3 separate regions of the Homo sapiens genome follow, and regions 2 and 3 are each linked to region 1. Evidence: read pairs that join two places in POLR2A ChIA-PET (ENCODE). Cell type or tissue: GM12878. All regions are shown on one strand. Each heading gives the region's core, and the rest is flanking DNA. Links, peaks and the distances in the headings are about the cores only. Region 1 holds the start of LOC105370489 (a long non-coding RNA gene). Region 2 overlaps GNG2 (G protein subunit gamma 2). Region 3 overlaps NIN (ninein).

Region 1 (10,894 bases), core at 2,426-6,425:
TGTTTTAAATGTCACTGCAAATGACTTTCTAAACTAACATTTCAACTATCTTGATGCTTCCATTTTATGTTGATAATGAAAATGCATTTTATCAGTCTTACATTGATAAAGGGTGGGCAAGCTTAGCCAGAGCATTTTAGAAGGATTTAAACAGCGTGAAGCCTTTTTAGAAGGCTTATTTTTATAGATGCCAATTCATTTGTAAGCCAATAAATTATCTGGTTTGAATTCTAGCTATTGAACTTGCATCTGTTGGGCAGGGGCTTATGGAGAGACTTAGTGAAGCTTGCAAAAAGATTTTTATCCTATTTATGAATAAAATAGAATTTTGAAAAGATTATGAGATTCTGAAAGTGAGCATCCTTGTTTGAAATTAGGACACTTCTTTATTGCAATTTAAGTCAGCAATTAACCATTTATTCAAGCTTTTGGATGGAAAAATTACAAAGCATCTATCTATACCCTAATTCTCACTTTAAAAACAAAGTTGGGAAAATATTGTTCATAGACGTGAGAAGAGAAGATCACCTTCACTTACACCTCAGGGTACCATACTCATAGCCTCAGGCATCCTAAATTAATGTGAGTCAATATGGCTTAAGAAGTGGAAGTTGTTATAAGCTTTCTCCTTTTTTTTTTTTTTTGTAACAAACATGCAGCTCTGTTTTCTGCTTCTGTAATTTACTTAGTAGTTGATTACAGGTTACTGAATGCACATTGTGCCAGGCTAATGGCGTTTTTTTGTTGTTGTGTTTTTTGTTTTTTGTTTTTTTTTTCCTGTAGCTAACCTGAGTTAACTACTTGATTGGGTAATCTACCAGTTATTAGGTTGAACAAAAGCATGGGTTTATTACATCCTTCAGGATAGTAAAATAATAAAGGTTGCTTACATTTTCGAATAAACGCTGATAGGATTCCCTTAGTTAAATATTATAGTGTAGTTGACAAAGGTTGTTATTTTTCTTTTTCTTTCTTTTTTTTTTTTTTTTTGATACGGAGTCTCTCGCTCTCTCCTGGGCTGGAGTGCAATGGCATGATCTCGGCACACTGCAACCTCTGCCTCCCAGGTTCAAGCAACACTTCTGCCTCAGCCTCCCGAGTAGCTGGGATTACAGGTGTGCGCCACCACACCTAGCTATTTTTTTTTTTTTTTTTGTATTTTTAGTAGAGACAGGGTTTCAACGTGTTAGCCAGGATGGCCCCGATCTCCTGACCTTGTGATCCACCTGCCTCAGCCTCCCAAAGTGCTATGATTACAGGCATGAGCCCCCGCTCCCAGCCATTTTTTCAAATGTATTTAATGTGACTTTCTTCCTGTGCATTTAAGCTTTCGTGTTATATTTTTGTATCATGATTTCATTCACAGTGATATTGTTGTGCTTTTGGTATCCAGCTAGAAGTGAGACACTGAGCAGAGAGGAGGCATTCTGACAGTAATCAGTTTGCTGCTAAGCAGCACTGGTTTTTGGCGGAAGTATTCTCCTATATAAACTCGTAAATGGCTGCAACTGCTTTTTCTATTGAGCTTTTACTAAACTTGAATTTATCCTTGTCACTCTTTCCTTTTATACTGAAAGTAGTCCAATATGGTGAGCCTGAAAATCTGTGCAGCCAATTAAAGTATTTGCAGAAAAGAAAGAAGAAAAAGAGCACTTTAATTTGATCATTGGCGTTATTAGGCTCCGACTTGCCAAATGGTGAAAGCTAAAGGCATAAATGGAGAGCTTTGCCCAAGTGGGGTTTGTCGGTGTTCATCACGTCAGCTGTAGAGTAAGTAAATGAGTCACTGGTGGTCACTGCCTAGTCTGTGGACCCCCAACAGCTATGTCTGCACACAGGTCCAAAAGCATCTATTATGATGCCCTCTCAAGGAAAGCAGCTGAGCCGAGAGGGGCATGCAGACATTCCGCAGAGCTCTTCAGCTGCTGAACCATCTGGATGCGAAATAAAAGGCCTGGGCTAGGGGCTCTAGCATTGTGCATATTTATTACTTGGTTTTCACTTGCCAGACTTTGTCCCCTTTTCACTCGCCAGACTTTGTCCCTTTTTCACTCCCTCTGGCCCAGAACAGACGTCCCCTTTAGCTGGGGTGTCATTGTTACAAGCTCCTTTCTGTACCTTGGTTGAACACTGAAAAGTTCATAAATCCACATGTCCACTCATGATTCTAGCCACACCTCCACCTATTTAGTTTGCAGTCCTATTTGGCACTGTGATTTCATCAGCTGGGGTAATGAACACCACTGTCAGAGTCGGCAGCATTTTGGCAGCCTTATTTTGAGTTATTTGGAAGGAAAATGCTCAGAATAATTGTCATTATGGGTGGTTATTGAGTGGTAAATGTTTTGATTAATGGTTCTGTGCATCTGCTTCTTATTTAACCATCCCCAGTTAGAACTCCAAAATATTGCCCATACTGGTTCTTTCATTCCGAAAGAGTCATAAAGCCTTCTGACAATTTGACTGGAAAGGTAGATGGTGAGGAGAGGCCCAGGTTTATTATGGCAGGCTTCGTAACACTGGAGCTCTTCTTTGCAATTTGAAGTAGAATTTCTCGCTCAAAATGTAACTTTCTTAATCTCTGAGTAAGACTCCTGCCTCTGGTGGGTACCAGTTAGGATCTGACCCTGAAAAGCACTGGATTGCACAGATTATACATACTTAAGTGTTTATTCAGGGGAAGTCATTTACGAATTACCAATTCCTGGGCAATGCCCATTATTGAAGACATGGGACACTTCATGATCATTTTTATATAAGAATTTCTTTCTTTCATGCCCTAAATCCCAAAGCTGCTTTAGAAAAAAAAGGGAATGTGTATTCTATCTGTATATCCCTGGTGCCTTGTAGGCTATAATTATTCAATAAATGGATCAAGGGAGGTAGGAAGGAAGGAACTCTGCTTCTCAATTCCAATTTGGAAAAGTTTGTGGCCATGGAGTGTTGTGTGGGGATTTCTACTGCTTAGTACTGTTCAACTGGCTAACACATAAAGGTGGAGATAAGTGGTTTGCCAATGGCATCATTTCAGAGGTCTCATTCATGTGTTCTGTGTGCATGTGTAGGATTGAGGGATAATATAATTCAGTGTCACACTAGAGTGCAAATCTTGGCTCCACCCCCATTTTGTTCAAGGAGATTAATGCTGTCTCCTTGGACAGTGGCTTAATTTTGCCAAGCCCCAATTTCTACATCTTGCGTGGGAAAATGAGAAGATCCACTTCTAAGATTTGGGAGGATTAAATGAGATGATATACATAAAGTACTTAGTTTAGGCCAGACTCATAGTAAATGTTCAGAAGTAATTCCCAGTTACAGTGCAGCTTTCTGCTTTTATTTGACATTAAATTTATCAATAACCTGCTTTTAAAGATAGAGGAAGCTCTGAACATTACCTGCTGCCATTATCATTTAGTTATATAATGATGTTTATATACATAGTACACTCCCTGCCCATTCTCAGTCTGTTCTATAGCATTTCACATCTCCTGCTTTGCTTCTTTGGAGGTAGATCTGTAGATAATTCACTTGTTACCTCCTCTTCAGTTTACCACTCCTTTGTAGCTGCAGGTATTCTTTTGGTTATCTTAAATTCCCTCTTGTATCAGCTTTCTCTGGAATTAGCCACTCTCGCTTGCTTGCCACATTTAACTCTCAGAACAAACCTTCCAGATGGATATTGTTATTCTCATGCTGTAATCGAGGGGACTTGAGAAAGGTTTTAGTATAGATTCTCCTCCAAAGTTTCATCCCATAGCAAGACAATGCAGTCGAAGTTTGTGAATCCATTTACTTAATTACTAGCCTATTGAATTAAACTTCAGACAGCGCTGCATGTTACAGATTGGCAGTTGGTGTTGGCTTTCTACTTCTTGCTTAGGAGGCTGAAAATGCCTTTGAGAAAGGGTGGGATGGGGGAAGTGGAGGTGTGTAGGTGGATGAGATGGGCATTCCAAAATTTTCATATGCCCATTTCTGTAGACCTCATTTAGGGTACGTTTCCTCTCAAGGAGTGATCCATACAGGAAGTCAATCCATGATATTTACCAAATCCCTGGCTTGAAGAACAGACTGACTGTAGTATGCATTTGGGGGAAGATATAAAAGAAATAGGAGCGTGGATCTTACCATTAAAGAACTTTCTGCCAAGTGGGGAGAAAAAAATTCTTGCACATGAAATTACTGATGAACATTTGGGAAATAATATCAACCAGTAAAAATGCCTTCTGTGCCAGATGAGCACTGACAACTTGTCACCATGCGTAACATCTCCTGGATGTTTCAGCGTGAGCATTTGTTCCACAGGGGTGGTGCTTGTCTCCCCTTCAGTCAAGCACAGTGTTTTGAGAAGGAAGGAGATGAAATAAAGAGATAAAGAAAAGAAAGCTGCCATAAAATGAAAGAGGTTTGATTTAGTGAAAATCCAATGACCTCCCAAAGAGTGGGGCATGATAGTATATCAAATTCGACACCGTGGATAAGATCAGGGCTTCTCAGTACATCAGTGTTTTATTCCTCTCTTTCATTGGTTTAAGATGGACAAATCCCCGCCCCTTAAAAATAATTTTTAAAAAGGGAAGTGTTAGAATTCTTTCGCTTTTGAGTTTTTAAACATATATGCAAAATCAAGCAAAAGAAGAGTCTTGCTTTTATGAGGTCGGTCAGATAACAGCCCAGGGGACTGTAAAACTCAGAGTGAGACTAAGAGCTACCGCAACACTGAAAATCCTGGAGCACCTTGGGGATTCTCAGCAGATCTTAGTTGACAATTAACTGGTGGACTCTAAGTGAATCTTGTTAGCGAAGTGTTGGCCTTGTCTAAATTCTTAACTCCTGTGGCTTTGCATAACAACTTGGTGTTTCTTTTCTGAGGCTTTGATGTTTATATAACACTCTCAACTTATTTTGAAAACATTTACATAGTGATTAGTTAACCCAACAGACCAATCCTGGGAAGACAGCCAGAGCCTGCAGCACCTTAGTAACAGAAAAACTGATAATTAGGAGAAGAGACCTGTCCAAGACCAGGAACCTGGACCAAAATTGTGCCATGTTGCTTTACTTTAATGAGTGGCCCCAGTAAAAACTGAGCTGTATGGCAGAGCTGTTCACATTTATCTTCTGTGTCCACCCAGTTCTGCTGAAACCCCTGGCAAGATCGTGGCCCTGTTGTAGCTTGTCATGTTTTGAACAGCTGTCTATGGAAAGAAAGCAAACACAACCTAGAGCAACATTGATTTGTTTTAGAAAGCTCTTTTATTTTCAGTTCTGGCTGTGTTCAACATCTTAGCTTACGTTTTTCATGTTGTAATGATCTGCCGTATGGACGATCACCTCTAAGTTAGAGAGTTCTGTAATTTGGCTTGGATTAAAGATGCTTGGTTAGTGAAAGCTGCTGCTTTTTTTATAGTCAAAGGACTGGTTCTGAGAGCCTTGTTGCAGATGGCTGAGGTCACCGTCCCAAGGGTGTATGTCGTGTTTGGCATCCATTGCATCATGGCGAAGGCATCTTCAGATGTGCAGGTTTCAGGCTTTCATCGGAAAATCCAGCACGTTAAAAATGAACTGTCATGCAAGGAAAAAAAAAAAACCACAGATTTCATTAGTAAAATACGAGCTACCTGGAATTTTATGATGTATATTTTTAACAAAAATGACTCAGTTATTGACGTCTCCAAGTTTTTACTGATCCTAAGGACAGTGGCAAAATGGAAAGCCTGGAGTATGGGTAGGTGAGAGAGACGGAACACAGGTTAACCAGGCATAAAGAGATGAGATGCTTTAGTGAGTGGAGGTTCCCTGAGATGCTGTATGATTCATATAAACCAGTCAGTGGCTCCTTTAAACCTCACTGTCTGAAAGGTTGAAATAGTGTCTTCCCCTTTCTCTAGGCAACTAAGCATTACCTAAAACTCGCTGGGACTAAAGCAAGCTTCTGGGAATATTCTTCCCGTCACACCTCATGTAATTGCACCAGTGAAGTTAATTGAGTTGCTTTTTGAGGAACTCGTGTAAAAGGCATTTAGTTTCATGTAAAACAGGGAGGTGGTTTTGTAGCAGACGTCGTGTTCATTTAGTGCCTCTTGCTGCAGCCCTCCAGTCTAGCTATGATGGGGGCCATCTAAGCTGAATGAAGTAGAACGAATCAGCTTGGCCACGCTGACCGATTGCACCATCGGGGCAGGTTGTCTAAAGCTTGCCAGCTAGCATGGAAGCTCTGACCATGCAGTCTGCTGGCGCTAACAATTAGTTCACTTGAATAGTCTTGCTGTCAAAGTGGCTTTTCACCTTCTTAAAATCCTGGGCTAGAAGAGCTGGGAGAGAACCACCTTCAGCCTTGAGTTTGGCAGTCTGGCTGTCCGCCTGAGAACCAGGCAAGAGAGGAGGGTGTCTTCTACTGTACGTGACCCTCTCATTCTGGTAATTTTGCTCCCAGTGTGATCTGAGCTTATGTATATGCCCCTGATGTGAGTGCATGCAGGAGTGTCACTGGCCAGGGCTGGTCCTACAGAGACTGGGGGTCTTGCTGTGGGGTGCATCAGAAACTGGGTGTTCCCGAGCATTCCCTAGAGACTGGTGGGGTACAGAGAACGGGAATGTGCCAGGTGGTGACCACGGTAGGACTGGAGAGGCTGCCACAACCTGTCCTTGTCTCTGTCTTACACACAGGTGAGCACTGTGGGCTATGGGATGGATGAGGTGGAGCAGGACCAGCATGAGGCCCGACTCAAGGAGCTGTTTGACAGTTTTGACACGACGGGCACAGGGTCCCTGGGGCAGGAGGAACTCACCGACCTTTGCCACATGTTGAGCTTGGAGGAGGTGGCCCCAGTGCTGCAGCAGACATTACTTCAGGACAACCTCTTGGGCAGGGTAAGGTCTGGGGAAGAACGTGGCTATGGGAAGTGGGGTGCGGTTTCTGCCGGGGTGCTGGGGGTGGGGCGGACCACACATGTTGCAACTTGTTTCTAGCATCCTGGCTGTTACATGATAAAAAGAAGAATGTAATGGGTGTGACATCACAGTCCAGTTTGCTAGGGTGACAAGAGCCTGCTTTAATTTGTGCTCTGGAATTATGGTGTACAGTGAGCATCTTAGATAAAGAGGCAATGAAAGGATGTTTTCCAACTTTTTTCTTGTTCTTTGTGGTTTATTTTATTGACTCCACATTCATCACTGGGACAGAAAGGAGGAGGGTGAGATTTCCATTGAAGAGAAAGAAAATGCAGTAAGAAAGCTATTGTTATGACTTTTACTCCCAGTGAAGCTATTTCTTGTGTGGATTATTTCTGGGTGAAGTATTAATTAAACTTTCTACCCAGGAAATAAGACAGCAGGGTAAATAAATACAGTGCAGGTTCATTTAAAACCCAGCACGGCTTGCTTCCAGCAGGGATGTGTGTGTGCACGCCAATGTTAACCTCTGTGTTTGATGACAAATAGTCATGTTATTACCATAGATCAAGTCACAGATGTGAGTAAGAAGTGAGAGAGGGTCTTTTTTTCCTCTTGCCAATGGTGGATATTTGATCTGCCATGACCTGAGATTGCCTTCAATTCTCCTCATTATAATTAATAGCTTTTATTATTTGCCTTATTTATAATTAATAGCTATTTATAATCAATAGGTTTATATGGCTTTGAGTCAAGTCTCTTGCTGTTGGATTTTGGAATGATGAGAGAAAAAGATGGACAACACTTTTTGCAGTCTGTTGCTTCATTCTGGTTTTTATCACGTATAAATTGAGGAAGCAGTTGTGAGGCTTAACTTTATTCTAGTGACTGAGCTTCCTTTTCTTCATTTCATTTTCACTGTCTTTTAGCTGACAAGAGAGGTAAGTGACTTCAGATATAGTACCATGTATTGGCTTTCTGTAACCTGAGACAGACAGGAGTAGCCATCATCCTGAAATTCATGTGCAAAAGATGATATTCTCAGGCACTTGGCACATGAGTGTGATGTTAAATGGGACTCACACTTGAAAAAAATATGTGACTTCTTTGCAAAAACTGGAGCCATTCTTGGCCTCTTGTGGCGGGGGGAGGGTTAGCTGTCTCTACATACATGTGGTCCCCATAAAATGCTAAAAATCTTGCTTTAATAATCTTAAAATGAAGCTTCGAAGATTGAACCATTTGCTCCTCATGCACTCACATATTTTCCAGTTCCGCCTCAGTCTTAGACTCTGTGGGTAGCAAAAAAACTGGCATCTCCCAGTATGGTCCTTGGGGATCTCAGTACTTTTGGTGTCTAAAGGATAGTATCAATGGGCTGATCTGTTTTAATGCTCATTAAAGTCTGAAAAGGCATGATACAACTAAGGTTTCCTTGAGTGGTTTTCTTAGAGTCTGCGTAAATATGGAATGCCACGCCGTAAACAGACTGCACCTTGGCAGCAGGTCAATGCTTTGCTCTCCAGATGTTGCACATCTTTGCCCTCATTTGGTAGACTCAAACAGGGAGCAGTTATTGATTGATTTGTTAACGACTTGACACTACCAGCCTGCTTCTGACGCTTGCTATTTGCCTGAATAATGAATACTTAAGTGGTCTATAGTGTGATATTTACTTAGTGAGCCAGTGATAAAAGTTAAATAGATGGATGCATATTGATTTCATGTGGGAGGTCCCTGGTGATAGTCCTGAGAGTGGGGGGGTTGGCATGAGTTAATGCACTACTGTTAAATTTGCATTTTTTAATGAAACCAAATTATTCTCCTCAGATGATCACACAGACTTGGCCATATGCTATTAAGATACTCTATATGGTCCATAATTTTAAATTATAAGAAAAAATGCCATAGGATTCACTGGAGCCATCCAAGTGTTATCATTTTCATGATGCATACAGTAGGGATTATAGTTGTAAAATTATAAGTGGTTTTTACTGCCAGTCATCTTTCTTCTCTTTAGAAGATATTTGTAGAAAAACTTATAAGGGTTAGCAGCTTGGTTTAATTAAAAAAGAAAGAAAGAAAGGGTAGCATAACAAATCTGAATATATTAATCTATTCATTAATTCAACAAATATGTATTGTGTGTGTCCTGCCTGTCAGGCATTCCTGTAGTCTCATGGCATGGGATCTGTATTAGTCCGTTTTCACGCTGCTGATAAAGACATACCCGAGACTGGGTAATTTATAAAGAAAAAGAGGTTTAAGTGACTCCCAGTTCCTTGTGGCTGGGGAGGCCTCACAATCATGGTGGAAGGTGAGAGAGAATGAGAAGATGAGAGACACACCTTACGTGGTGGCAGGCAAGACAGAATGAAAGCCGAGCAAAAGGGGAAACCCCTTATAAAACCATCAGATCTCGTGAGATTTATTCACTACCCCAAGAACAGTATGGGGGAAACTACCCCCACAGTTCACTTATCTCCCACTGGGTCCCTCCCACAACACATGGGAATTATGGGAGCTACAATTCAAGATGACATTTGGGTGGGGACACAGCCAAACCATATCAGGGTCCAAGTTATTTATATTTACATTTACTGTAAACTACAGTTTTCCATTAAGTTGGCTTTTGGCTGCATTAGTATCCATCAACTTCCTGGATGCTTCTGGCTTTAATTTTGTCTTTTAAATCTTAGTGAATATAATTTTTAAATCAAATACAACTTCTAAGCTTCCTCTATGTTGACTTAGGCTGAATTATCTTAATGAATATAATTTTTAAATCAAATACAAATCCACCTTACCTCTATTGGACTTGGGCTGAATTAATCCTTTTTTTCTTGAAAAAGAAGTAAGATGGAAAGCATTGTCTCGCTCAACCAGGAATGCAAACATTGTGTATTTATTTTTAAATATTACAACGCATCTTCAATAACTTGTTTTTTTTTTTTTTGAGGCCTAATGTTTAATAGTTGTTAATGAAAGTAACTTAAATCAACTTGCCATTTCTATGTGTTTTACCAATAGGTCATTTTCCCCCAAATTATTTTTCAATTCATTTGTCTTGCTTTATAGCTTGAAACCATATTCACCTGAGCAAGGTGGTTACTGTACAGGTGTTTGAAATGCGTAAAGCTTGTGGATCCCTGATTTGAAGGAAAAGGGATATTGCCGATAAGTGTTTACCACTAGGTTATGAAAAGAGTTCCATCATATCTTTGTCATCAGTTAAGCACCTGTCAGCTAGATGAGGCCTCATCACAAGGGGCTTCTCAAGACACCGAAAAACTTACAATCTAGTCGGGTAATATACATGGCACATGAGTAGCACGGGGAGCAAATACTACAAAAATCGAGGGGAACCATGAACCAAGTTTTATCCAAGCAATCATACTAATTGTAGATGCTTAAATGAAGTGTTTCTGCATACCTCTCTATCTCCTTTATTAGAAATCAGGACATGAAGATAATTTGCCTTGGTTTTGTTGAAACATTTAGTTATATCCAGTGTTTTTTTTTTTTTTTTTTTTTGACAGAGTCTCGCCGTCGCCCAGGCTGGAGTGTAGTGGCATAATCTCGGCTCACTGCAAGCTCCGCCTCCCGGGTTCACGCCTTTCTCCTGCCTCAGCCTCCCGAGTAGCTGGGACTACAGGCGCCCACCAACACACCCGGCTAATTTTTTGTATTTTCAGTAGAGACAGGGTTTCACCATGTTAGCCAGGATGGTCTCGATCTCCTGACCTCGTGATCCGCCCACCTCGGCCTCCCAAAGTGCTGGGGTTACAGGCGTGAGCCATCGTGCCCGGCCATATCCAGTTTTAAAAATGCATTCTTGGCCAGGCACGGTGACTCACGCCTGTAATCCTAGCACTTTGGGAGGCCGAGGCAGGTGGATTGCCGGAGCTCAGGAATTCGAGAGCAGCCTGGGCAACACTGTGAAACCCTGTCTCTGCTAAAAATACAAAAAATTAGCCGGCGTGGCAGTGGGCGCCGGTAA
Region 2 (10,894 bases), core at 4,380-8,379, 1.1 Mb before region 1:
CCACACAAACAACTGAACTCTGTCCAAATACTACCATTGTATCTGGGTCCATTTGAACATGGGCTATAACCTTGACTAAGTAAAATTAATAAAAATGTGAAAGCTGGTTTAAACAAGTTTTTGTAAGTTATCTACGCTTTTTGGAAATACTGCCATTCCTTCATGCAAGACTTCCGTGATGAAGGTTAACTGTGCTGTATATCTTCCATTTGCCTCTCCAAATCCATTCTCCATCCTATTCCACCTGGCTTATACCCCAGGAAACTAAACCGCATGAACTCAGTGGCAGACTTCCTTGCTCTTTGCCTCCCAGTTGGGTTTGGCCAATGAGGAGCATGAGCAGGCGATCAGAATAAGTGGAAGAATCAGTTCAGGTTATTTGTTTCCTGGGGTCTCTGCCTGCAGGATCATTATAATCTGGCTATATCCCTTTCCTGGAGGCCACAGCTCCACTAAGGAGGTCCTCTCCCCACTGTCCTCATACCTCAGGCCAAAGGATAATATAGGAGCCCTGGAAAACTGCATTCTCCCTTGCAGTTTTCCTATACTCTGCCCTTATCCTTGGAAATATTCTTTTTACTAAGTACTCTTGAAATTAACCAGTTTGAGGATGCCAATTGTTTCCAATACAGCTGGCATTTTCTGAGGGCTGAGTATGCCCTATTCAGAATATGAACTTATTCAAAGTTCTCAGTTTATATGAAAACACTGACATTCATGGGATTAATAACAAGCCCAGGCAAAGATTAACAATGGCTAGATGAGGAGTAGAGTGGTCAGACAGCATCCATTCAGCCTCACACCAGTGCTCACTGGCAATTGTGTAAGGTGAAGGCATAGTCACAGAACTTATGAGAACAGTGAATGTGGTAGATACATTACACAGATTTTAAAATGTGAGGAAAGCAAAACATTTTCAGGTTGATATGTCATGCTTCTTCATGCTTATAAATTATATTTCCATGGTGACATCAACCTTTTTTGCATATGGTATTCCACTTCGATTGAAGCTTTAAGCCATTTTTTGGTTGTAATTATAAAATATAAAGAAAGAGATGCTTGCTACAATAAAAACTGCCTAAATGGCAAATCTAAGCTTTCAGAGAGGTACCATCTGTTTTTCCTCATTGAGAGGTATTATCATATATAGTGAAAAATGCTATAAAAGTGAAGTGATGCTTTTTCTGTCATGAATAAATTATAATCCCAAGTAGATTTTGATTACTTAGAGCTTATAGCAAAGACATAAGTCCATTAAGGAAAAGATGGATCTTGATCCTATCTGAGCCCAAAACAAATACTTCCTATCTCCAGAATCACCTCAACTATATCATTCCCATGAAGTGTATCTAAAATAGCTGCTTTAAGATTTATTTTCCTTGATGATTTTTCTTTAATGAAGCCAAAATGTTATTAATATTTAACATGAATCTGTAAAGGTCTTTTAAGTAAAAAGGCTAAAATGTTGAAATATTAATAATGACATTTTGTTTTTTTGTTTGGGGGCGGGGGTGTGTGTGTGTGTGTGTGTTATAGAATACGGCAGGGGATAGAAAACAGAAACCCACTGAATAAATCTAGGCCAGCAAGGTAAAAGCTCTATCCTTGTATTCATTATGGGTATTGATTAGAACTTAAAAGAGTATTTGAAAGAAGGTCTCAAAAGAAAATCTGGAGGACCCTGGCAGCTTTCATTTAATTCTGTATAACATCAGATGGCTCTTAGAAAGCACTCACTTATTTTCCAAATAAGTGGTAATTTCACTCTTTCAACTTTTCCTAACTCAGTGTGACATATCAGTGAATACCATCCTACATTTGTGTCATATTTTACAATTTATACAGTATATTCCTATTCATTATCTCAATTGATATTTACATAGTTCAGATATAGTCAGGGTGAATATTATAACCTCCATTTTACAGATGGGGAAACTAAGGCCTGGAGGTATAAGTCAAAACTCTTTTAGTCACAACTTGAATTAGCTTGGGCAAAACATGGGAATGTATTGGCTCACATGGACTGGATTCATGGACTCCAATTATGACTGGGCTCTCTCCTTCTTTCCCTTCTCTCTCTGACTCTCTCCGCCTCCCCTCTGTGCATTGGACCTGATTCTGTCCACAGACTGAAACACAGCTTTCCATGATTCTTACTGCCTTGGGACCAGAAAGGATGAGACCTCTCCTCTCAACTCGAGTTGGAAAATTCCAGAGGAAGAACCTACTGGCCCCTGCTGATGGCAGGCCCACCCTCTGAACCAACTATCGTGGTCTGGTGATGAAATACTGAGGCTTCCTCAGCATGGGTCAAGTCTCCTCCCCTGTGGTCAGTATTACCTAAACAACCTAAGAAAATCGGAACAGAATAGCCACTGAGGAGACTAGGAGGACAGAGGCAGCCACCTTAACTTGTTTCTACTGCCTTAAATAACTTGTCCAAGGGGCAGAATCAAAACAACTGCCCAGATCTTCGGTCTGCACCCGTCTCCTTCACTTCATAGCCTTTACTGCAGGAGCCACAGAGGTGTAACTGTGCCTCTCTCTTCCTCACAGTTACCATGTGGTCTGGCTCAAGACTAATTGGAAAAGACTTGATTCTGTCACTTTTCAGCTGTGTGACCCTAAGCACATTACTTAACCTCTGGGAACCACAGCTTCCTCCTTTGTAAAATAAACAGTTCCTGCGTTGCAGGGTCATCTAAAGGATAAAGGGAGATAATATACCCCAGATGACTTTGAAAATCATAAAAGAACTACATTAAGGTTTATTACTTAAGTTCCGCATATAAATGTTAACAGAGGCTAAAACTACACATTAACATCCTTCAGCTGTAGTTCTCACTACCACCAGCCCTCTCTGCTAGCATCACTTTGGTTCTGACATTTTTTTTCTTTCAGTTTTAAAAGGCACATTTTAAAAATAAGCATAATAGTGTCTCAAAATGTAAAACTTAGCTCAGAAGAAAAGCTTATGAACAGATGGTTCAATGGCACTTATATTCACCTTTTTGATACAGATTAACCAGGAGATGAAAAAATCTCTGGAAGAGACACAAGAAACTCTCCACAGTGGTTACCTCTAGGCACTGAGGCTACAAGTTGGTGGGAAAAAAACGCTTTTATTTTTCATTTATGCCTGTCCCTACTACTTGAATTTTTAAATATTTCACATATATTGTTTTTTTCTGCATGAATTTCTTTCATGATTAAAAAAACCTAACTAAAATCATAATTGTCACAAAAAAGGATCATATACCAGTTATAGTACACAGTATATAGTGTATGCTAGTTATAGTATACAGTATATAGCAGTTATAGTATATAACTGATATAGTGTCTGGTACATAAAAAGCTTTCAATAAGTTTGTGCTTATTGATCAAACTAGATATCCCTAGTTACCACCTAATCAGCTAAAATAAAATCTAGTTTTCATCTCTACGAATGTATATTTTTCCATGAATCATATTGTAAGAAATGCTCATTACCATCTGCCAAGGATATGATTTTAAACTCATAAATTCACACACCAAACATGAAACCTCCTTTTTAAATTCTCAATTTTAAACACAGTACATGTGGCTACCTCTCAACGCTGTTACTGCTCTTCTTATAAGCTGACTTCCTTATTAACATTGGAGGATGCTGGGCTTCTAGGAAGCATACCATTTTACAGCTGCGGGTTTGCATGATATTTTCTAAGAAATTAAAGGTTACATGGCAGCATATGCCAAAGCTAACAGAGATATTTAAATAGTATTTTTTAAAAATGATGTAAATGGCTAGGAAGTTTGAATGCTATGCACTGGTTAAGTGCTATACTGGTTGCCTAGTTACATCTCTGCAGAAAGGTTAAAATGGTTGTCTCTAAACCTAGAAGAAATTTAAAGTCCTAAAGTTTCATAGTTAAGCCAAGGATTACCTGCAAACCCCTATGCAGTCATGCCTTGAAACAAATCCCCGTCAGGTAATGGTGCTTGGGGATGTCTTAAGGAGACTGTTAATAAAAAGTATTTATATATATGAAATTTGTTACCTTGCTCTCATTTCATTAAAGTTATTACTTCTGGACTGTTCTTTTTTTTCTTTTTTTTTTTCTTTTTTTTTTTTTGAGATGGAGTCTCGCTCTGTCACCCAGGCTGGAGTGCAGTGGCACGATCTCTGCTCACTGCAAGCTCCGCCTCCTGGGTTCAAGCCATTCTCCTGCCTCAGCCTCCCAAGTAGCTGGGACTACAGGCATGTGCCACCATGTCCAGCTAATTTTTTTGTATTTTTAGTAAAGACTGGGTTTCACCGTGTTAGCCAGGATGGTCCCGATCTCCTGACCTCGTGATCCGCCTGCCTCGGCCTCCCAAATGGACTCTCCATTTTATCACTACCAATTGCAGTCTGCTACTATAGGCTATTAAAAAACTTTCCAACCTAGCTGATGCAAATTCTGTCCCACGATAGGTGGAAGAAAGTCCAGTATTTTAAATTTTTAAACTTAAAAACAAATTTTTACTGTGACCAGCTCTGCAAAGTACAGGCCAGTCTACAACGTAGTAACAAAAACTACACATCTTAAGAATAAACAACTAGTATCTTAACTCTCAGAGATGTTCCCCTTTTACCCTTCAAGGGTTTCCTAATTAATTCTACCTTGCAGACACTATGACATCCAAATATCTGTTCCCAGTAATGGAACAGAATAGAACAATTTTATAACAATTTTGGTGTAGAAATTTAACATGAGTGTATTAAAACGGATTCACACTTTTTCCAGAATTTGAAGGTAGGAGGAAACAGTCCTTTTCTTTTTTCCTCTTGAAGTTCAATCGGCATTTTGTTTTAAATTGAGGTAAAATTCACATATAAAATTAACCATCAGCCATTGTAAAGTGTACAATTCAATGGTATTTAGTACATTCACGGTGTTGTGCAGCTATCACTGCTAACTAGTTCCAAGATATTCCATCACCCCGGAAGGAAACCCTGTACCCAGATAAGTAGTTATTTTGATCCTTATTTACATTTACTCTCTAATTTCTCTTTGAAAAAGAATAAAAGAACCTAAGTTTAAATTACAGCATAAGAACTTGATGTGTTTTCATTTCTTCTGCAACTTGTTGATTCACAAAAATTGGTAAAGATTTGAAGCTGAAATGAGGCGAGTCTTAGCAAAATGAAACCAGGATTGAAAGTCCTGGAAGGAAGAAACCCAAAAAGAGATTGAGGAAAAAATCAAAATAATTCACAATTCTGTCCAGGCCCCATCCTTGTCAGAAAGCCAGATTCTACTTCAATGACTGATAGTGCTGAATCTTTTTTGGAAAGAAAAAAAAAAGAATTGAAATAGAATGCTTTGGATCTACCAAGTAGGAAATTTTGGAAGACAGGAAACTATTAAATACGTTAAAAAAAAAAAAAAAAAAAAAAAGTCTTCCAGCTCCTAAAAGTCAAATGCCTATTCTAGGGAAGCTAATTTATTGTTCTTTCAAGTACAATTACAGCTCTCTTTGCTTAGTCCTAATGATTTAGAGAATAAAATTCTCAAAATAAAAGCCACAGAAATGTAAGGGATGAGGCCCCAGGACCTTCAGCTTCCCTGATTTCTCAGTGTGGTTTTGCTACGGATGATGCTGGCAGAGTACTGCAGAAGTAGTGGGGAAAGGCCCAGCAAGCGTCTTTACCCAGATGTAGCAACTTTACATGGGGGTAAGTGGCTCATGCTCCACCGCTGGGAGTCAGGAAGCGCCATGTTCTTAGAACCAAATGAGACTCCAAGACATGATCCACTCCAATCCCCTCCCACTGGGCATTCCAGATAGTCTTCCTAATATTTACCTCTTCTTGAACAGTCTGTGCTGTCTCTTAGGGGGGAAAAGTTCGATTTTGCTCTATGAAAGGCAAGATTAAAGCTAAGAGAGCTCTGTGCTGCATTGGCAAACTTGGATTTTATAACTTCCATGCAGGCTGACTGCTGAAAAAGATTCAGCGAGGTCCTGTGGTCACCTCAGTAACAAAGTTATTAAAGCTTCCATCATCAGAGGCAAAGTGCAGGAGCCTGCTGGTAACACAGGAGAACTGAAAGGGCAGCTAGGGCTTGTGACTATAAACGTGGCTGCTGCTTCTCAGTTCTGAATCTCAGGGTTTTTTTTTTTTTTTTTTTTTCTTTTTTTTTGTCTTTTTAAGCTGGTCTGAACAAACATGCATATATGGCTACAGATTTTCCAAGAGTTGGATTAACCCCCATTTTCAACCCAAATATTATGGGATATGGTCATTATTTGGTTCACTCAAAATTTATATTTTAACAATGCATCAATGTGACAGCTACTTTCTATTAAGAGTCATTTTGTTAGACATCTGGAGTGACCAACTGTCCTGATTTGCCCCGGATTCTCCCAGTTTTAGCACCGATAGTCTTATGTCCCAGGAAAGCCCTGTCTTGGCAAATAAGGGCAGTTTGTTGCCCTGCTGCTAGCTCTAGGTTTGGACTTCAGGTCTGTATTGCTGAAGTGTCTAAAAGTGGATTTTAAGAGGACTTGCTACAACAAAAAAAAGCTGAAAATTTTTAAATCTTCACCATAAATTTCCAGCCATATTCTACTCAAAAGATGATTTTTAAAAAATAACCCAGTGATCTATTTCATACACCCGGCAAGAAATGGTTTCTTACTTTGTGGGGATAACTTAATGTATGGAGGAAATTATACCATACCTAGAAATTGGCTATAATAAATACCACTCTAGTGAGGTTCTGTATTATTATGTTATTTTTTCCTCCAATTTCCACATTTTAAAGCCTAATAAATAATACATAAAATAACAGCCAGACATAACAGCATAAAATAAAAACCTCACATTTCTTTGGTTCTGTTCAAGACCTTGTAATCTGTACACTGTAGGCAAACCCTCCAGAGTTGGAGAAATGACAAAAGCAGCATACTCTCTAGGGGCCATACCTATAGTACCCAAAAGTCTGGGCAAGAAAGGAGCCATTGGACTTCAACCAGTCCCCTTGATCCAATGCCAGACACTTCAAGAAAACCAAAAGTCTTCAGTACCTGGACCTACAAAATGAGAACTGTAGAGTCAAGATGAGAATTGGCTTCATCAAAGTTGGAAACCTTAATGTTTTAATCCTATATAATTAGACATTAGATGGTCTGCTACCTGAAGCATTTCTACCTTTCTGAAGGATTAGTCTCTTTGACTTTGTAGTAGGCAGAATAATAGGCCCCAAATATGTTCAGTCCTAATCCCAGGAACCTGTAAATACATAACCTTACAGATAAAGAGACTTCAAAGATGTGATTAAATGGAGGCCCTGGTGATGAGGAGATTAGCCTGGCTTATCCAGGTATGTTCAATCTTATCACACAGATACTTAAAAAATCAGAGAACCTTTCCTGGCTAAAAATTAAGAAGATGGGACTATGGTAGAAAGACGCATGGAGAGGCAATGCTACTGGCTTTGAAGATGGAGGAAGCTCTAGAAGCTGTAAAAGGCAAGGAAATAAATCCAACCCAGAGAGCCTTCAGAAAGGAACACAGTCTTGTTGATATTTTGCTTTTAGCCCAGTGAAATCCCTATAGAACCTAACCTATAGAATGGTAAGATAATACATTTGTGTTGTTCTAAGCCACTAGGTTTGTAATAATTTGTTACAGCAGCCATAGAAAACTAATACACCTTTAATCACAGTTGCTGTTCAATAATGCCTTGCTGGTATTTTGCTTCTAACCTCAATATTTGACCATTACCTCATGTTTAATTTTTTTCCATGTATATACTTTGAAAACTAAATTTAGCCCTAGACCAAATATACTCAAAATCCCCCTGACAGTACAGAACAATACTTCCTTTTACTTGTCTACTTTGTTTAGCTTCTTGCGTTTGTTAGCACAGAGACTACTTACATAAGGAACTACTGAGCATAACTGAAACCACTGATTTTGTATGAAGGAAAAATGCTTTTAGATGAGTGGAATATGCCAAATAACCTCTTTAAATTTGTGTGCAAAGACACGGTAGTTCACAATGTTCACAACGTCTCCCTAGAGTGCTCTGGATGTCACAATGACTGGAAGATGCCACAGCCTTTTGTGAACCAAGGACAGGGATACCAAAGATGATAATGAAGAATTGTCCCATTGGACGTGCCAGCAAACCCCATTGACAAACTCTGCTTGGATTGATTTGAAAAATTTAAGCATACTTATTAGCATGACAGAAATCAACTCAAAGAACATCAGATGCTTATAAAAGAGTCATTATTAGTAACATTTGATAGAATATGGGATGTCTCAGCCCTCACCTGAAAGACATTAGGTACTTAAATTCAAAAGAACTTGACTATAGGGCAGCAAAAGCTATACATGTATAGGTCAGTACATCTCTGACAGATCACCTCATTTGGAGATATCCAAAGTCCAAATTTGCAGACCTTATAAATATGAGTTGAGGAAAATCGATCCTCTTATCCTAAGGAAGGACTGATACCTAGTAAACATGAAATAAATACCTGCTGAATGCGTAAATGGATGGATGACTAGCTCCAGTAAAGCAAGTCAGGTTATGAGTAGGTTTTATTTTTTTTTAGCATTTGCTGTATCCCCTAAACAGTTATGTAAATAAACAATTAAAAGCCCAACAATTCAGCAAGCACCCATAATCCAATGGGGAAAGAAGAGAAGTAGGTAGAGGTAGAAATGAAACAATCCCAGCCACGAGTTGACAACCATTGAAATTGGGTGATGGGGATGTAGGCGTTCATTATATTATTCTCTCTACTTTGGTACACACTTGGCATTTTTCATAATGAAGTTACATTTTAAAATGGTGGGGGAGGGGAATCTAAGTCATTGACTAGAGAAAACTGTGTATCTTGGAGTGGGCAAACACGTTATCACCTGTCTAGGATTATGGTTATCTTTCAAGTCTAGAACAAGATTCAAATGCTATAGCTAGTTCCAAAAGCTAAGTAAGCTTCTTCAAGATGAAACCCCAATAGCATTAGATTGACCTCTTGTTGTTGTTGTTGCTGCTGCTGCTGCTGGAAAAGCCCTTACAATGTTTACAACCATCTGTTAAGAACAGGGTTTACCTTTCCCTGACCTAATCAGCCTCATCTGAGGCTTTATCTTGCACAGGGTATGCCCTCAATGTCTGCCACCTATTAATCATGTTTGTGCCGTGAGGATACATTCTGTTAAGACAGCAGCCTCAAAGGCTCTCCAACTCAGGTTTTTAGAAGAAAATGAAAAAATTCTGGATGAAAATCAATTTTAACTATCATTAAAGACAGCCATTTTTTCTTTAAATTCTGAAGTCATGTCAATATTGATAAGGACTCTATGACTGTTTCTTTCAATAAAACATCACATGCTTTCATCTATAGACCACTTAACATTTTTTTTCCTCTTTAAGTTCTGGTTAAATTCAAGATTCTAGAAGAAAATATTTTGGAATTCTTACCTCTTCAGTTCCTAAAGCCTGAGGCTCACTGGCAGATCTGGCTGTTGAGAAAGCAGAGAGAAAAACGAATTTTTTAAAAGGAAAAATAACATGATACACAAGAGCTGGATAAGTAGAATGAATGAAGTTTCTGAAACGGGGGTGGGTGGTAATGGCAATATAGTTATAAGGGCAGGAGGTCTCACAGGTTTACATTTCAGAGCCTAGAAATGAACTTTTATTAACTCTCTTTCTTTTAAGAAATAGATTTGTGAAATTGGAGTCCCTTTCTTTGTGAAATCTCCTAGCATGCAAGAAAACATGAAAACACAAAGGCCACTTAGGAACCTAGAGGAAGCAGAGTCCTTGGTGGGAGAGGCTGTATACCGATGGAATGAATAAGAACAATCTTTCCTCCTGACCTAATCTAATTTGCTCCGAGCATGACCAAAGCAGCAGAGACCAACACACTCTTGCTCCAGGTATTAGGGACAGAGTTTGAGTGCATACAGTTTGTGTGTATCTGGCCCTTTAGGAGGGTGGAGGACACGTTGGTGGTTATAAGAGTATCTTTGGCACCCACAGCTTCTATAGGCTGTTTAGAAGTAGAAGACACCTATGCCCTTAGCCACTAATGACCTCTGTGGCTATCAGGCAGAGTGGCCTACGTTTGTCCAGTGCCGAGTGTGGTTCCTACGGGAGAAAGTTCCTGTGTAGATGAGCTTCTTTATTCCTGAAAAGCTTTAGAGCACTCAGCTCAAAGGGAATTGCTAAAGCCTCAAGGAACACTTTCCCATTCCTATTTTGCAGTGTCTGAGAACAAAGAGATATCTCACATCTAGAATAGTATGAATGAGGGTGGAACTCAAATTCGCAAGGGGTTCTAGGGCCAAACGAACATCAGTGTCTCCAGAGGCCTCACATTACTTGAGACTGGCCTGTGTGCTACAATCTCAACCCAACCAATTATATTCCCAGACTACCATAGGGGCCATATGTTTTTAAATGGGCTAAAGTTATTAGAAAACCATTATCTCATGATTAATGACAGCAAAAAGAAAAAAAAAAGCCAAGGGCTAAAAACAACTTATTTTCGGAGAATGAACCCTTGGGTAACAAAGACTAGGTGGGACAGGCAAAATAAGCCTGTTCAAGGGGGTTCTGGGCCCGGCACTCATTTGTTATTGGTGATAGTGGAAGCTGGCACAACTACTCTGGAAAGCCGTCTGGTCCTGTTTATCAAGGGACCCAAATATGTTCTCAGTCATTGTTTTAGTGATGCCACTCCATGACTTTAACCAAAACAAACCCACAATGTGGACAAAGAAGAATTATCAAGGTGTTAAGAAATAGCCTAAATATCAATAATTCAACCTATTAAGTAAAACAGAAACTCCACATGATAAAATTTTAAAACAATGAATACAAGAAATTTAAACGGGCCAGGTGCA
Region 3 (10,894 bases), core at 1-4,000, 87 kb after region 1:
GTTTGATAGGAAAATGAATGTTGGATATGATTGGAATGGTTCTAAGGTATGGATTTGAGTATCCTGCTATAGCAGACTTATTTTAAGAATGTATCATTTATCATTTACTCACATATAATTTTATCCTGATGTTTATAAAATATTTTTATAAGCAGTTTTATATTAAAATATATTTGTGACTTTAATCTTCATATCCAAAATATAGACTCATGGAAATTATGTGAACCATATAGTCTTCAAATTGGCTGGCCACCAAGACTAGTAGTACAAAAATGGTAAAACTAGACTCAGATCTTGCAGGTCTAAATAACTCCTCACGAGAGAAAAAGGTGCCTCCTTTAAAAGACAGCATTTCAAGGTTTAAGGTCTTTTCCAACCACCAACTTGGTGCTTGAATTCCTTACCTCTGCTGCATAGTCTCCCAATGATATTTAACCTATGCTTAACACCCCTTTTGAGGAGGAACTCTGAAGAGTCGCAGATATTTAGTTAGAACACCTACTCCATGCCAGAAACTGCTATCACGGATGCTGCAGTGGTGAGCAAGACAGACATGGTTCATGTCTTCGTAGAACTGTTTTAGATGTGAATAGTCCAATAAGAGCAGATGGGAACTGTCAGCCCATTCTCTCCTAAAAGTAGTGTTCATGTCAGAAAAAAAGGGCCTGGGACCACTGTGCCTGTTTTCCTGGCAGCCACATCACATACACTGTTGACTCCTGGAGAGTTAGTAGACCCAGAAGTCCCCTCTTCCCAGTCTTGTTCCTACAGTCCTGGGTTTGCAGACCCAACCAGACTCACCTAGAAAGGGTCTTTTGAAATCCAGAAAAGCTAGCTTCAAGTATTTACAGGCTTGATTGAAAAAGGATGTTAAACAGGACCCAAGTACTGAATTAAAACTTTCCCTATGTTTGTTGTTTTTGCTGGCTGGGTGATTGTATTAGCATTTTTTCCTCTTACATTTGTTCCTGTTAGGTCCGTCAGTTGGAATCCAATCTTCTTCCCAAGCACCAAAAACATCTAAACCCATCAGGTACCATGAATCCCACAGAGCAAGAAAAATTGAGCTTAAAGAGAGAGTGTGATCAGTTTCAGAAAGAACAATCTCCTGCTAACAGGAAGGTGAGTTTTTGAGAATATATGGCGTACATCTGTGTTCTCACTATAATGCGTTCTTAAGTGTGTTTCTTCTCAGGTGTACTTCTAAGGAAATGATTACGATGGCATATTTTGGCATGTATCTCTTTATGCTGTTATCTTGTCAAAATAGCATCGTGGTTCTTTTTGATTGAATAATGGTTGAAAAAATAACAGTTTGGCCGGGTGTGGTGGCTCATGCCTGTAATCCCAGCACTTTGGGAGGCCGATGCAGGCAGATCACCAAGTCAGGAGTTTGAGACCAGCCTGACCAATACGGTAAAACTCCATCTCTACTAAAAAAACACAAAAATTAGCCAGGCATGGTGGCACATGCCTATAGTCCCAGCTACTTGGGAGGCTGAGGCAGGAGAATTGCTGGAACCCAGGAGGCGGAGGTTGCAGTGAGCTAAGATCACACAGTGTACTCCAGCCTGGGTAACAGAGTGAGACTCTGTTTAAAAAAAAAAAAAAAAAACAACAACAAAAAACCACAATTTAAGCTTCTTAAAGAAGGCAATTAATCATCTTTATTAGTATTAGAAGCCCTTATAAGTTGGCAAAATATTTATCACTCGAATATTAGAAACATCTTAATATGGGCTTTTTTTTTTTTTTTTTTTTTTTTTGCTATGTAACAAATTAAAACAACATTTCTTGTCTTATCTGCAAGTCAGGATTTCAGAAGCAGCTTAGCTGGGTGGTCCAACTCAGGGCTCTCATGAGGATGCAGTCTACATGTTGGCCAGGCCTGCAGTTACCCGAACGCTTCACTGGGGCTAGAGGATCTACTTTACAAGCTCATTTGTACAACTGTTAGCAAGAGGCTGCTGTTCCTTGCTGGCTGCTTGCCTGAGACCTCAGCTCTTCACTACCTGGGCCTTTTCTCAGGGTGTAGCATCTGGCTTCCCCCAGAAGGAGTGATGAAACAGACACTGAGACCGAAAGACCAAGACAGAAGCTGTGGTCCCTTTATGATCTAATCCTGCGAGTGACATACCAACATTTCTGCTGCACTGTATTTGTCACGCAGACTAACCCTAGTATAGTGTGGGAGAGGACTGTATAAGGGTGTGAATACCCGGAGGTGGGGCTCTTTGAGGCCTCTTGGAGGCTGGCTACCCCCTGGTCACACCTCTGCAGTGCCAATCAGTTTGCTTTCTGTAATTTGTCCCATGAAGTTAGAGTTCTAGACCAGACTTCTCAGAGTTGTTACTTTTCTTTTTCTAAACTGAAACTCAGTTTTCACTATTACCTCTTTATAAAAAATATGGTCTGTTTAGAAATCTGAGAAAAATATTTCATTATAAAATATTCATAAAATTTTTGTTTTTTGTGAAAGTTATCATGACCATTTGCAGTAAGAAGACCTGGTTGTGCTCTAAAGCTGAAATGTCATTTAATTTCAGGTACATTCAAGTAAACTTTGCAGAAAGAAAATGGGTTTCATTTAGCTGCTCATTAGGGGGAGAAAAGTCTGTGATAGGCTTTTAATAATACTGAAGTTTAAAATGGACCTGGAAGACTACACTTCTGTTTCACAATTCTTGCTGTTCTCCTCAGCTCTTTTTGATAGAAGCAAAATCAGCTTTCTAAGATAGTGTTGTATGTTTTTTACTGAGCAATATTCTGACTCGGTGTCCTCTAGCTCACTAGGTTCTTCCTGTAGTAAAGAGTTATAAAAGTGAGGCTGGACGCGGTGGCTCATGCCTGTAATCCCAGCACTTTGGGAGGCCGAGGTGGGCAGATCACGAGGTCAGGAGTTCGAGACCAGTCTCATCAACATGGTGAAATCCCATCTCTAAAAAAAAAAAATATACAAAAACTAGCTGGGTGCAGTGGTGCACACCTGTAGTCCCAGCTATTTGGGAAGCTGAGGCAGGTGAATCGCTTGAACCTGGGAAGCGCAGGTTGCAGTGAGCTGAGACTGTGCCACTGCACTCCAGCCTGGGTGACAGAGTGAGACTCTGTCTCAAAAAAAAAAGGTACTCACGAAATCTTTAAAATTAAAAAGTTATATAAATCAGGTTTTATGTACTCTCAATTTTAAGCCTTTAAGTTTGCATTAAGACAGTATTTTTCCTGCTGCAGATCCATAGTAGAGGATAATGAAATCAATTTAATGGAAACCAGCATTTTTTATTAATATACTACAAAATATCAGAGTACATGGTCCATGGTAAGGATATTTCAGTGATATGTACTGTACATATGTGTGGGTGTGTGTACTGCGTTGTAAGATAAAACGTATTTCTTACAGTGGGTGGCATCCAAGTTTAAAAGCCAGCTGCCTTAAGGAATCTATTCTGTGTGAGGACAGGTGATTAAAACTAGATTACTTAAATGTAAGCAATACACTGAATTGTATTATTTGTTTGTCACTGAATTAACTTGGCTTTCTTCCAAGAGTTGAGATTTCTGACAAGCACAGATTTGTCAAAATAAAGTAGAACAACTCAAGTGTTTTTGTTTCTGTTTCAAGGGAATATTTTGTTTTTTTTAAACAGGTCAGTCAGATGAATTCCCTTGAACAAGAATTAGAAACAATTCATTTGGAAAATGAAGGCCTGAAAAAGAAACAAGTAAAACTGGATGAGCAGCTCATGGAGGTAAGTTTCTCAGCAGATGGCCTTAGCTATGAAGAATATGTTAATCCATGAATGAGGTATTTGTTGGGAGAGACTAGACATGGCATTGAATTCCCGTTGTGAAAATCTAAGTACACTGCCAAGTTGAATTCTTTGGTCCGCCTTACCAAGTTTAACAGACAACTTTGCTTCATTATACTGCCATAGGAAGCCATACTGCTTTTCAGAGTAAGTAATAATGATGACCTAAAATGCAAAGACCTGTACCTCTGCAAATTCAGGGGGCAGGGACTCTCTGATTAGCCAAGGGGCCCTGAGCACTCTTGCCATCACCATGTTTATACCAGTTCACTGATCCCTCCTATATTGCAGCATTTTATAGACATGATTGATCTCTAGCACCCTCTTCAGTTGGGAAATCCATGCGGGAAATTTGAGAGCATTAACATTTGGAAGTTTTAATTTCAAGTGCTGCTATTCTTCATTACTACATTTAGAACTCAGGACTGCCTTGTGAGAGGTACATCTGATCACTATGAAAATGTATTTGTGGCCGGACATGGTGGCTTATACCTGTAATCCCAGCATTTTGGGAGGCTGAGGCAGTCAAATGGCTTGAGTCCAGAAGTTCAAGACCAGCCTGGGCAACATGGCGAAACCCTGTCTCTACAAAAAAAAAAAAAAATACAAAAATTAGCCAGGTGTGGTGGCACGTACCTGTAGTCCCAGCTACTTGAGAGGCTGAGACAGGATTGTTTAAGCACAGGAGTTGGAGGTAGCAATGAGCTGAGATCACACCACTGCACTCCAGCTTGGGAGACAGTGAGAGACCCTGTCTCAAAAAGAAAGAAAAAGAAAAAAAATGGATTTGTAAAACTAGCTTGTCAGCTTGGACTTTGAGTTCCAGTCTTCTAGATTGCTTTCTGAATACCGAGTTTAATTATAGGATATAACAAACTTATGTGTACATCCTTCTTAAGGATTTCATTGATATACCTTGGGTAAATGAAATTAGTTAATCTAACATTTAGTGAACTATAAGACTTATGTAAGGCAGAGAAGAACCTGTAGAAATTGTCTTTTTGTGCTCTTAAAAAGTACTGTGTATACACATATTGTTAAGCCAGAATTATAAGAAGAAATGGGGCCGGGCGCAGTGGCTTACCCCTGTAATCCCAGCACTTTGGGAGGCTGAGGCAGGTGGATCACCTGAGGTCAGGAGTTCGAGACCAGCCTGGCCAACATAGTGAAACCCTGTCTCTACTAAAAATACAAAAAAATTAGCTGGGCGTGGTGGTGGGCACCTGTGATCCTAGCTACTTGGGAGGCTGAGGCAGGAGAACTGCTTGAACCTGGGAGGCGGAGGTTGCAGTGAGCCGAGATCACGTCATTGCACTCCAGCCTGGGCAACAATGCCGGACTCCATCTCAAAAAGAAAAAAAAAAAAAAATAAAGAAGAAAAAGAAGAAATGGAGCTATTTAAGTATTTTCTTTTATGAAGCTGGCCACATGCAAAGGTAGCTTTTAAAAACCAAGCACCAAGCATTGATTTTTAATGTGAAATATGGGCAAACGTATAGCACTAACATTAAATCACCAGTGAAGTTTGTCAATTTTGTGTTCTCTGATTTATCAACTAAAGGGGAAATTCATGAAAGTTTTAGTGAAGTCTAAACCATTTTTTCTTTTTTTAACAGCAATATAATGAATGCATTCAAAACTTTGAGCTGTGGGCTGTACTTAGATGTAGACATGCTTTTCTGATGAAATATAATTATATACTCTGAGGAATAAGATGTCTAAAACTAAGCCCATATGTCTAGTATCAAATTGAAAAGTAGCAGTGTGTACTTAGTCACTGTGAGAGCCTTTCCAGAGGCTCTGCCAAGAGACCAGTTCTTCTCCTGCCTGTTCCTGTTTTACCCAGCACCCATTAACATTATTAGCCATCGTAAGCAATTTCCCCTTGTTGTTTTCCCACCTAGTAGTAAATATTTGCTAACAGAGGAGGAAAATTGAGTGTTCTTGACACTGGAGCCGAACAGCTAAGGAAAAAGCATGGATTTTTCTATTTGAACACTGAAAAGAACATCTCATACCTATTTATTCTAATGAAACTTTCATTAGGAAATGGAACTGAATTATTGGCCAGGCACAGTGGCTCATGCCTATAATCCCAGCACTTTGGGAGGCTGAGGCAGGTGGTTCACAAGGTCAGGAGTTCGAGACCAGCGTGACCAACATGGTGAAACCTCATCTCTACTAAAAATACAAAAATTAGCTGGGCGTGGTTGTGTGCGCCTGTAATCCCAGCTACTCAGGAGGCTGAGGCAGGAGAATCGCTTGAACCCGGGAGGCGGAGGTTGCAGTGAGCCAAGATCGTGCCACTGCACTCCAGCCTAGGCAACAGAGCAAGACTCCATCTCAAAAAAAAAAAATTATTAATGCTATAGATTTACACAAATTGGATATTTTTTTTGAGATTCTGTCACCCAGGCTAGAGTTCAGTGTTGTGATCACAGCTCACTGCAGCCTTGAATTCTTGGGCTCAAGCAATCCTCCCACCTCAGCCTCCCAAAGTGTTGGGAGTTCCCTGATCTCTCCTATATTTCTCCAGATTGAAGTTTTTAAAAACAGTGTTATTGGCCGGGCGCCGTGGCATGCGCCTGTAGTCCCAGCTACTCAGGAGGCTGAGGCAGAAGAATCACTTGAACCCAGGAGATGGAGGTTGCTGTGAGCTGAGATCGCACCACTGCACTCCAGCCTGGGTGACAGAGCAAGACTCCGTCTCAAAAAAAAACCCAAAAAACAAAAAAACAAACAAAAACAGTGTTATTGAGGTATAATTCACATATTATGTAGTTCGCATATTTCAGGTGTACAATTCAATGGTTTTTAGTATATTAATTTTTAACCTGTGATAAATATATACCTAACATAGAATTTGCCATTTTAACCATTTAAAAATGTACAATTCAGTGGCATTCATTAAATTCACAACATCCTACAACCATTACCACTCCTTCCAAAACCTGTTCATCACTCGGCTGTAGCTATTAAGCATTAACCATTCCCCCTCTCCAGCGCTACAAATTGGATTTTTATTTATAGTATGATACCTATAGAGTAGGTTAATTTGGGGGATGCACAGTGTGTCCCAGCTCACCTGAGGGATAGGTACATTCCTTCTCACTCTGGCAGGGATTCTTACCTGATTGGGGCAACGGGTGGCAGGCTGGGCAGGGACAGGTTTCTATATCAGAATCTCTGGATTCAGGGGATTTGAGCACAGCTGTCTTCATGGTTCTAACCTGATATGTGCACTCCCTTGGGGGAAGTAGTCTCTCATCTCTATATACTAGTTTAACAGTCACGGTTCTAACATAACACATCCCCCCACTGTAATTAAAGATCACAGATCACTAGACTAGGTAAAGAAAAAAATTAGGGCTAGAATTTGACGCCTACTTCGGAGCTTTTTCAACATGAGCGGTTCAATAAGTTTGTTTTGAACACTCAACAAAAGGGTTACAGACTATATCAGCAGTTCTCGAGTCTCTTGTGTACCTCTATGATAGCTAACATTTCAGACACTTAAACAACAAAATGGCTTATAGTTTATACTGCATTCTGCGTCTCCAAGTGGCAAGAGATTTAACATCAGATCCATTCTGTACTGGACCTGGAATAATCTTTTTTATTTATTTATTTTTAAACGGAGTCTCGCTCTGTCACCAAGTGGGAATGCAGTGGCGCGATTTCAGCTCACTGCAACCTCTGCCTCCCGGATTCGAGCGATTCTTCTGCCTCAGCCTCCCAGGTAGCTGGGATTACAGGCGCCCACCACCATGCCTGGTTGTATTTTTAGTAGAGATGGCATTTCACCACGTTGCCAGGATGGTCTTGATCTCCTGACCTCGTGATCCACCTGCCTTGGCCTCCCAGAGTGCTGGGATTACAGGCGTGAGCCACCATACGCGACCTAATTTTTTTTTTTTTTTTTTTTTTGAGATGGAGTCTCACTGTCACCCAGGCTGGAGTGCATTGGTGTGATCTTGGCTCACTGCAATCTCTGCCTCCCAGGTTCAAGCAATTCTCCGCCCTTAGCCTCCCGAGTAGCTGGGACCAAAGGCGACGTGCCACCATGCCTGGGTAATTTTTGTACTTTTAGTAGAGACGGGGTTTCACCACGTTGGACAGGCTGGTCTTGAACTCCTGACCCCAAGTGATCCGCCCACCTCGGCCTCCCAAAGTGTTGGGATTACAGGCATGAGCCACTGCGCCTGGCCTGGACCTGGAATCTTCTAAATCATTATATTGGGCGGGGCACAAATAGGATACAGTAAGTGAAGATGCACTTGTAGAATTAGAGTTGTAAGACATTTTAATGTCTGTAAATTTATATACAGAAAAATGTGTCTTTCATATGCTCTTATTCATGTATATAATAGACCTAATTAGTACTGTTCTTTCTCTTTTTATTACTCATACTTTTCTCTAACTCCTGTAATTTTCTCTTCTTTTTGTCTTGTCTGTGGCTAACCTGTACCTAGAACTCAGTGGTTGGAAGTAGCAGAGAAGGGTGCAGTTCTCTGCCTGAGATAGTGTGTGAAGGTAGAACATTCTCTTTCAATGAACTTTCATAGCATGGAGCCATCTCATTAAACCCCTTGCTCATGTTATTTCTGTTGATTGTAACAGTTAATAAGTACTTAAGGAAAGAGCCAGTATTCATTTTGTTTTAATGGTATAATATGTCTGTTTACATCAAACTTTTCCTCAGTATTTAAAGCATTATATATGAAGAAAATTATCCCACTGATATAAAATTATGGGATAATTCTCCATAATTTTTATCATGAAAACAAAGTGGTTTTCTGAATCTACAACTAGAGGTATTTCAAAGTGGGCAATGCCCCCACCCCCACCTAGAAATTTAGATATAAGGAAATGGATAGTGGCTCTGACATTTCATGACAACATTTAGTTATAGCCGAGTCTTAGAGGTCCTTTTCCACCTTCTCACAAGCCTGGAGGTGCCGCTTCTTGAGTTTAGTCTTGGTAATGTTTGTTGCATGCTCCGCGTGTGTATAGATGTGAGGTGGCCTGCCTCACTGCCCAAAATGCTGTGCATCGTCCTCCCTTTCCTCTCCCCCACTTTGACTGGCATGTTGGTACACATTTCCTCATTGTCTTGAATACTTCCATTCCATGTTCTCCAGTTCCCAGATGTTCTAGGATATTATTGCTTTATGCCCCAGAATTGTCTGTCTTGTGCTGTTTAATCTAAGGGTATAATTACATATTGATAAACTAAAGGTAGGTTAAAATAATTTTAGATGCAAGATGAGGTTCTTCCAAAAAAAATTGCTAACTTGGGGTTGGAAAAAATATAGTCATTGAACATTTAACAATCTTTATGAATGGTAAAGTGGTAAAACCCTAAAGCATAGCCACTTTCTCCAACCCGTTTTTAAAAGGGGGGAGGTAATTATTCCAGTATAAGAAAAAATGAAATAGAATTCACATGTATTATGTACATCGTGCCCTTAATATCACTCCAGAGTTGGGAAGGGCTTTTTAAGCCTAAAACTTTTAAGAAAGCCTACTTATTAAGCATATTCTCTGCTAAGCGAAATAGCTTTTCTCATTTCTGTATTCCTCGGGCCCATATGCTGTCCTGTTTCCAAGTTTCAGTGGGTCTGGGGTTATTAATGAATTAATAGTCTTCATTACTCACTGCCTGACACCATAAAGGGCAGCTCTGGGATTGAAGGGACTCAGCTGAACAGGGCTTTGCCCTTGTCCTTCAGATGCAGCACCTGAGGTCCACTGCGACGCCTAGCCCGTCCCCTCATGCTTGGGATTTGCAGCTGCTCCAGCAGCAAGCCTGTCCGATGGTGCCCAGGGAGCAGTTTCTGCAGCTTCAACGCCAGCTGCTGCAGGCAGAAAGGATAAACCAGCACCTGCAGGAGGAACTTGAAAACAGGACCTCCGAAACCAACACACCACAGGTATGAAGCTCTCTCTACTCTAGTAGATCACCTGTTAATTTTACCTGTTTATTTGAAAGTTATACCAGTTCAAAGGTGGAGAGAAAGAACCTAAATCTAATGGCACACACCTGTAGTCCCAGCTACTTGGGAGGCTGAGACGGGAGGATCGCTTGAGGCCAGAGGTTCAAGGCTGCAGTGAGCTACGATCATGTGTGTGAATAGCCACTGTACTCCAGCCTGGGCATCATAGCAAGACTCCATCTCTTAAATTAAAAAAAAAAAAAACAAAATCACAATCCTAAATCTTCTTTCAGAGAGATATTTAACCTGTATGACAAATCCATAGAACTGCGGTGCTACTTTTGAGCTCTCAGCTTCTAAGCTGAGTCATTTAGTGTTCTGTAATAGACGATTTGCCCATTTGTAATAAACGATGAAGTATCAGGATCACTTAAACACAGCGCACAATTGGCCTGATGTTCCCATCCCATGCCAAAAATATTACAGAATTTAAATGTTGCTAGGATATGCGCTACTAACAAAGTACACTGAGCTTTCCTGTGCCAGAGCCGTGCAGCCTGCTGCATCCCATGAAAATCACAAGTGATGACTTTTCACAACAAATAGAGTGTATAGTCAGTGACATCTTTCTAGTTGACATAGTTCATAAAACTATTTAAGAAAATAAAAATCTTTTCATTGTTTGCATTAGCATGATCCCAGCTCACCACCACATCCAATCTTATATTACTTAGGTTTTCAAGTATTCAGAGTTATTTCTCTTTAATGCTTCATTCATCATCCTTTCTCAGAAGTTTAACTCTTGCAGCTTGCCTATTTAGTTAATTCAGAACTAGGAATAAAATAAAAAGTCCTTCTTTGTGGAATTCTACATTAATCCTTTCTGGTTTGCATGCGCTTGTGTGTTCAGATACCTTGCCACTCAGTTAATGCTTGACAAGGAATTTCCTATCTCTTATTTGAATCCCCTCAAAGTGGCTTTGCAGTCACATTAGCTCTGGAACTCTACATAGGAACAGTTCTGTTTCTTCTACTATCCATCTATGTTTAATTACGAAGTACTCCTACCACTTGTCAGTTCTAATAAACTTTTCCCTCTACATATGTACCTATGCTGTATTTCTAATAAACTTTAGAAGGTTTTTGTTTTAT

Evidence for each region. ChIA-PET counts read pairs that join two places held together with the same protein. Peaks named below come from ENCODE experiments on the same cell type or tissue, not always from the same donor. Only the 100,000 strongest peaks of a DNase experiment are listed, where the experiment ranks them.
Region 2: POLR2A ChIA-PET joins it to region 1 with 6 read pairs; 1 of 35 experiments calls an interaction of 5 or more read pairs at or near these places.
Region 3: POLR2A ChIA-PET joins it to region 1 with 7 read pairs; 3 of 35 experiments call an interaction of 5 or more read pairs at or near these places.

The regions. Positions count from the first base shown.
Region 1 is chr14:50,817,853-50,828,746 of GRCh38, reverse strand. NIN (ninein) reads left to right here. Exons shown (of 31, transcript NM_020921.4): 3 at 6,670-6,873. The coding sequence starts at 6,691. It overlaps LOC105370489 (a long non-coding RNA gene), which reads right to left and starts at 6,950. Exons shown (of 2, transcript NR_135258.1): 1 at 6,796-6,950; 2 at 5,238-5,565. RefSeq lists a silencer at 6,372-6,431 and an enhancer at 6,892-6,941. In GM12878, for the core only: no CTCF peak of the experiment used is centred there; DNase peaks (open chromatin) are centred at 4,726, 5,143, 5,456, 5,926 and 1 weaker place; H3K4me3 peaks cover 4,000 bases; H3K27ac peaks cover 2,956 bases.
Region 2 is chr14:51,876,228-51,887,121 of GRCh38, reverse strand. GNG2 (G protein subunit gamma 2) reads right to left here. Exons shown (of 4, transcript NM_053064.5): 2 at 9,465-9,505. Among named protein-coding and RNA genes, the nearest start is that of GNG2, 21 kb to the right of the region's middle. RefSeq lists an enhancer at 2,255-2,324 and a silencer at 2,575-2,674. In GM12878, for the core only: no CTCF peak of the experiment used is centred there; no DNase peak of the experiment used is centred there; H3K4me3 peaks cover 558 bases; H3K27ac peaks cover 2,391 bases.
Region 3 is chr14:50,728,368-50,739,261 of GRCh38, reverse strand. NIN (ninein) reads left to right here. Exons shown (of 31, transcript NM_020921.4): 27 at 976-1,122; 28 at 3,645-3,746; 29 at 9,539-9,739. Among named protein-coding and RNA genes, the nearest start is that of SAV1, 66 kb to the right of the region's middle. In GM12878, for the core only: no CTCF peak of the experiment used is centred there; a DNase peak (open chromatin) is centred at 2,101; H3K27ac peaks cover 2,451 bases.